2 separate regions of the Homo sapiens genome follow, and region 1 is linked to region 2. Evidence: chromatin contacts called from ENCODE POLR2A ChIA-PET data. All regions are on one chromosome and are shown on one strand. Each heading gives the region's core, a stretch centred on a gene start or an enhancer-like site at or near the end of the contact. The rest is flanking DNA. Distances are from core to core; before and after follow the strand shown.

Evidence for each region. ChIA-PET counts read pairs that join two places held with the same protein, here RNA polymerase II (POLR2A).
Region 1: POLR2A ChIA-PET joins it to region 2 with 12 read pairs in WTC11. The contact joins the promoter of SPSB4 here to the promoter of PXYLP1 in region 2. POLR2A ChIA-PET finds 5 or more read pairs at or near these places in 5 of 52 experiments (HEK293, HEK293T and WTC11).

Annotation. Positions count from the first base shown.
Region 1 is chr3:141,049,816-141,052,606 of GRCh38, reverse strand. It overlaps SPSB4 (splA/ryanodine receptor domain and SOCS box containing 4), which reads right to left and starts at 1,260. Exons shown (of 3, transcript NM_080862.3): 1 at 615-1,260.
Region 2 is chr3:141,230,268-141,233,216 of GRCh38, reverse strand. It overlaps PXYLP1 (2-phosphoxylose phosphatase 1), which reads right to left and starts at 1,392. Exons shown (of 6, transcript NM_001037172.3): 1 at 1,306-1,392. RefSeq lists a silencer at 1,274-1,653.

The DNA.
Region 1 (2,791 bases), core at 11-2,510, 180 kb after region 2:
GTGACCCGTGCTTTACTTCCACCTCTCCGAATACCCCGGACGAACAGACCCCCAGGAATTATTGTCCCCATTACACGGACGACGGAACTGCTGCAGCTTCGGAAAGTTGGATAACAAGCTTGGGCTCGCAAAGCTAATAATAATACTAGCTAACATATGATTGAGTGTTTCCTGTGTGCCCAGCACATGTCTACCTACGAACACCATCCCATAGATCTTTCCAATACCCCTATAAAATGTGCACAATTATCATTCCCATCCTACGGATGAGGAAACAGGTTTGGCGCCCTGTCCAAGGTCACTCAGCCAGTGAGTGACGGATCCTGGATCCAAACCAAAGCGGGTGAATCGGATGGCAGTTTTTTGTGCGTTGTCCGCTACGCAGAGAAGCAAAGGGCTTAGAACCCATGATACCAAAGGCCGGGCCCCAAACGCCCCAGGGCTGCGCGCAAATCAACCATCTCGAACTGCCACAACCTGCAGAGAGGAATTCTCAGGGACTGGGACGTCAGGAGCGCCAGCTGTGTCGAGTGCTGGCCCGCACAAAGTCCGTGCAGCCGGATCTCGGCTCCCGGCCCCCGCGCGCCCCTCACCAGGAGCTGGAGAGTACTTACCATAAAAGAGAGGGCAAGCGCCTGTTCGGGAAGAATCCCCAGCGCTGGCAGGTCCTGGACTCCCTGGAGAGGGGTCTGCTGCCGCCGCCGCCCACTCAGGGGCGCCCGAGTGACCCGCAAATGCCGGCTCTCTCCGCACGGCCAGGGGCGCGTCCTCACGGCTGATGCCCGGCAGCAGCGCCCCCTCTGCGCTGCAGGATGGCCTGGAGTTAGGAGCGTTCTTGGCGAAGTTGGCGCTCAGGCGCCGGGGGTCGGGCCTGGAGTGGGGAAGCGCCTTACTGAAGCGATCCTGGGGGCGCTCCAAGGCCCGCGCTCTAGCCGCTTGGAAGCTTGGCGCCTGACCCGGAGGGCGACGAGTCCCGCGCTCAGGGCGCACGGGCCGCGCCTCGGCCGCTGGCCCCCGGCGCGCCGGGCGTCTTCCCCAGCGCCCTGAGCGCACGCAGCGGTAGCAGCAGCTGGGGCCCGGGCCCGGGATGTGGTGTGTTCATCGCCCTCCCCTGGGGCTGGGTGCTTTTGTGCGCGGGGCGCGCCGGCCGCCACGGCCAGCTCTGGATGCTGCAGCCGCCGCCGCCTCCCCCTCCTCCGCCGCCGCCGCCCGCTCCCCGCCTTCCCGGCCGGCCCGGAGGCTGCAGCTGAAAGCCGATCTGGCTGAGCTCATCCCTGAAGGCCACTAATCCAATAGCCGCGGAAGGCGCGGTCGCCGGGAACGCCCCTTCCCCCACCATCCCGCGCCCCGGCCGTCCCAGCTCGGGCCGCTGCCGGCGCCGCCACCTTCTCGAGGCCACCAGCTGGCGGGAGAGGGAAGTGGAGCCCGCGCCCGCGCCCCTGTGCCAAGGCGGCGGCGCGGTCGCCATTCACTCACCCGCCCACTCGCCCGCTCACTCCCTAGCTCTCGCATTCATTCCTGCGCGCGGGTCCTCCCGGATTCATTCAAGCGCTCCTGGAGCGCCAGGGTGGGTGCCCCTGACGGGGAGGAGACACCCAGTCACTAGGCAGCTTTGGTGCCTTTACTCAACGCACGTGGGAAATAGCAGCCAGGAGGAAAAAAGGGTGGTTTATTATCCCCCTTCCTCAGACACACACGTCCACACTTTATTTTTGAGATCAGGCTCCAACTCATCTCTTAAAGTCCAATTTCATACCGCACCTGCTCAAGGAGCGTTCCCCGCCCACCCGAGGCGCAGGAAGTCGGTCTCTTTGCTCTACCAGCGCTGATGGTGGGCCGCCTCATTGGGAGCCTGAACTGAGCGATGGGGTAAAGGGCGTGGCCAAAACAGAAGCCTCGAGGGTGCTTCTGGTATCTGCGCTTCCTTGGGGAAATTGAAAGTTCTTGGTTTGGTGGCCCTCGTCTGTGCTCCCAGAATTGACTTTAGGTCCATTACGCAGTCATTTGCTAACCCAATCCCTCTCTGTGCCAGGTACCAGGCAGAGTCTAGATGCAGACAGAGTCTAGATGCAGACAGAGTCTAGATGCAGAGTGCGCATTTCATCAAGGACATGGAAAACAAGTAAAGACAATCCAACTCTATGAAGGAAACGTTTTGAGAGAGGTTCTGGGGCGAATTTGTCAGACTGGAAAGGGCAACTGGGAATGTTTCCTAGTAAATGTGTCTACATGAATTAGCTCCTGGAGGCAGGGGTACAACATGGTCACCTGGAGAGCTACCTATCACAGCACAGAGCCTGTGCTATGAGCAGAGGGGGTATGACGGAACTGGAGGGATGGACGGTGTCTAGGGTCTTGGGTGGAGACTGTATCAAGAGCTTGACCTTCCCCATCACTTTGGGAGGCCTTTAACCAGGGTAGTGACCTTGTCGGATTTGCATTCCAGAAAGACCTCTTAGCAGCCAACTGGATGGATGGATGGAGGAAACCAGGTTGGCAGCTACTGTAATAGTCTAAGCATAAGATGATGCTTTATGAACCAAGATAACCATGATGAGGTGACAAAAGTGTGTATTGACACGTATTTATTGTACTTATTCTAACGTTTCATCACTGTCTGTTTGCATGTCTGCCCCTCCTAAAACTGTGAGCCCCCCCTGGAGGGCAAGTATAGGTACCTCACACATCTCTGGATGCCCTGCACCAGCATAGGATAGATGCTGAGGACAGTGAATGTGATTTGAACTGCCCTAAGTGGCAGTGCTGACCTACATTCACACTTGGTGTCTTT
Region 2 (2,949 bases), core at 143-2,642:
GGATTACAGGCGTGAGCCACCGCGCCCGAGGCCTTTTGATCCATCTGCTATAAATCCCCTTCCCACAGATGTCCCGATTGGGCACCAACACCTCTGAGGAGGGTAAGTTACTGCCAAGCCCGACCGCAGTCGCATCCCGTTTGAAAGGGTGGGCTCCGCACTGCCAGCTTCACACCCACGGGCCTTCTGCAAATATCAACAAACGGCTCCATTTGTGGAGCACTCTCCGATCCCCCATCCACCCCCCTACACTTCCCCATTCACAGCTCGATCTGATTCCCCATCTCTCCTGATTTTACTTGTTGAATGCTTACAAAGGATCCTTGCCTTTCCACAAAGACACTGGCTAGCCAGGCGGTGATAACCTCACTCACTACAGAGCCCCCTCGCAATCGCTGAACTCACAGCCGAAGCGGGAAAATATGGCTCCACGTCCTGCACCGTGAATCCTTTACCATCCACAGGTACAATTTAAAAGGCAGCTGCGGCTGCAAAGCAGGCAACCTACCCTAAGCAAATCCATTCTCTCTCTCTCTGTGTGTGTGTGTGTGACAAACCCAGCTTATTTAAAAGATCAGGACATAGGCAAGTTCACCAGCAAAAGCAACGTCGTGGGTCTACACCACACGGTCCTAACCTGCGCATCCAGGAATGTTAACCTGCGCTCGGGCGGCCCCGTGGCCAGGCCCGGGACTCCCGGAGGCGTCAGGCTGCAGGTGGCTGCCAAGAGGAGCCAGCCCCGTCTCCGGGAAAGGCCGCGAAGTTGCGGCCGCCTCCTTACCTGGAGACTAGCCGGCTCAGGACCGCCCGGGAAGGGGGATCCCGGGAGCTTGAATCTCGGCTGGAATCCAGCGGCGGGAGTGCGGGGGCCGTGCGGGAGAGGGCTGGAAGGGCGGGGGCGAGGTGGAGGCGGGCTCCGCGGGAGAGTGCGGGGCTGCGGGGGGCGAGGGCTTGGAGACAGAGCCGGGGGTTCGCAGCGGGCGTGAGACGGCGCCAGCTCTGGGAGAAGGGGGCTATGGGGCGGGCGCCGGGGCTGGGACACCGGGCGCACGGGGGGAGTGGCAGGAAAGAGGGCGCAAGTCCTAGGCTCAGGGGCGAGCGCGGGGATAAAGGAGGAGGCTTAGTCGCGGGATTCGGACCCGACGCTTCGAAGCGCCCCCAGCCTTCCCGCCCCTCTCCCACTGGCGAGTTAGGGGGACCCCCTCAGTCTCCCAACCTCGGACCCTGGACGCCCACCCGCCTAGAACCTCTGCGCTGCTCGGCCCCAACGGCAACCGCCCCGGCCCAGGCCCGCGCCGCACTCACCGCCCATGGTCCCAGGCCGGCCCCAGCTCCGTCGCTGCGCGCCCGGCTCGGCGCTCGCCGCCAGCTCCTCCCGGCGCGAGGGGAGGCGAGGGCGGCGCGCACCCGCCACCGGGGAGCTCGCGGGGCCCGGCAGCGCCCCCTGCCGACCCCGCCGCGCCCCGTCTCAGTTCGGCCGGCCCTGCACCAGGAGCCCTGGAGCTCCGCCCCGGAGGCGGTGTTGCGGTGCGGCTGGGCGGGGGCGACCGCGCGGGGTTGCTGAGAGGACACTGCCTCTGGGAGGCCCAGCACAGCCCGGAGAGACTGGTCAGTCTGCAGAGCCCTCGGCGTGCAAAGCCACGGGCACGGACAAGCCGAGCGCGCAGGGACCACGACCACAGACGCGCAGGGCTCTCGCGTGCCTCACAACTCCTGACCTGCGATCAGGGACTGCGCGGAGGCGCGCCAAGGCCCAGGAACACAGCCCTGGCCGGCCCGGGCCCTAGTGTGGGTGCTTTGGGGCCATGTGCCTGCCCTGGCGCCGCTGATGCTATCGCCGGGTGGGCGCGCGCGTCTGGGGTGCGCCTGCTGCCACGTAGACCCAAACTGTCACCCCCCACCCCCCACCCCTTTCGGCCTATCCCACACTCCTCTTCCGGCTCAGAACACATCCGGCCTTGTGTTGCTCTAGTCCTCGCTGCTGCTCCGTCTCCAACGGTCTGCAGAGACCCGGGGAGGTCGTGGCCCCGCGCAGTCGCCCTTCCCACCTGCTCCCGGCCCGCGGCTTCCTTGGAGCCGCTGCTGAAGATCCTCAGAGCACTTGAGGGCTGCCTGTAACGCCCCGTTAGACATCTGATAGGCGAACGGTTGTATTTGGTTTGATCAGTATTTGTGGGTCATTTATTGCAAATGTTAGGTTCCAGCTGGTGGAGATTTCCACCAGATTTCTCTGTGGGAGATGAAACGACCAACAGCGATTATCAGAGAGGTCTTTGCTGTCAGCTCGAGGTCTACAGCAACCCTGTGTGTCCTAGCACAACTAGCCTCAGGCAAAATAGATACGGATTCGAATTTGCTACTATATACCTTTGAGGTGCACCTTTGGGAGGATCTCATCCCTTGACTTCTGCTTTCTCTCCTTGATTGATGGCTCTCAAATCCACACACTTGGCTCAGATATGTTAGCCATATTTCCCCCTACCCTCCGGTTTTTTTCTTAGAACTTTCCTCCTCAAGTTACCACGTCTGGCACTAAATTTTACCTCTTCCAAGCTCCCAACTCCATTTATCCCCGTGGTCTCGCCATTCTCTCAGCCACCTGTCATGCCTTCTTCATCAGGTGCCTTAATGGCTCGTCAGTACCGGACTTTGCTGCCTGTCCGCCTCTGGTATTCCCCCGATGCAGCGCTATCCCGGGCCTTTTTTCTGCCCTGAATACTGACAGCCTCTCCCAATCCATGAGCACAAAATCTTTTCACTGTCCCCTTTGGCATCACCCCCAACTCTCCCACCTGGCCCCCACAGAAGCCCACCGCAGCCCGCCCAACAATGTCTCCTCTGCCCCTTCTGATTGTCCTCTCACGGATTGCAGGCTCTACTGCTTAGCTCACACTGTCACCCTCTTCTCTACATGGGTTAGTCAAGGTGCTTTCTGCTGTAAAAGACAAC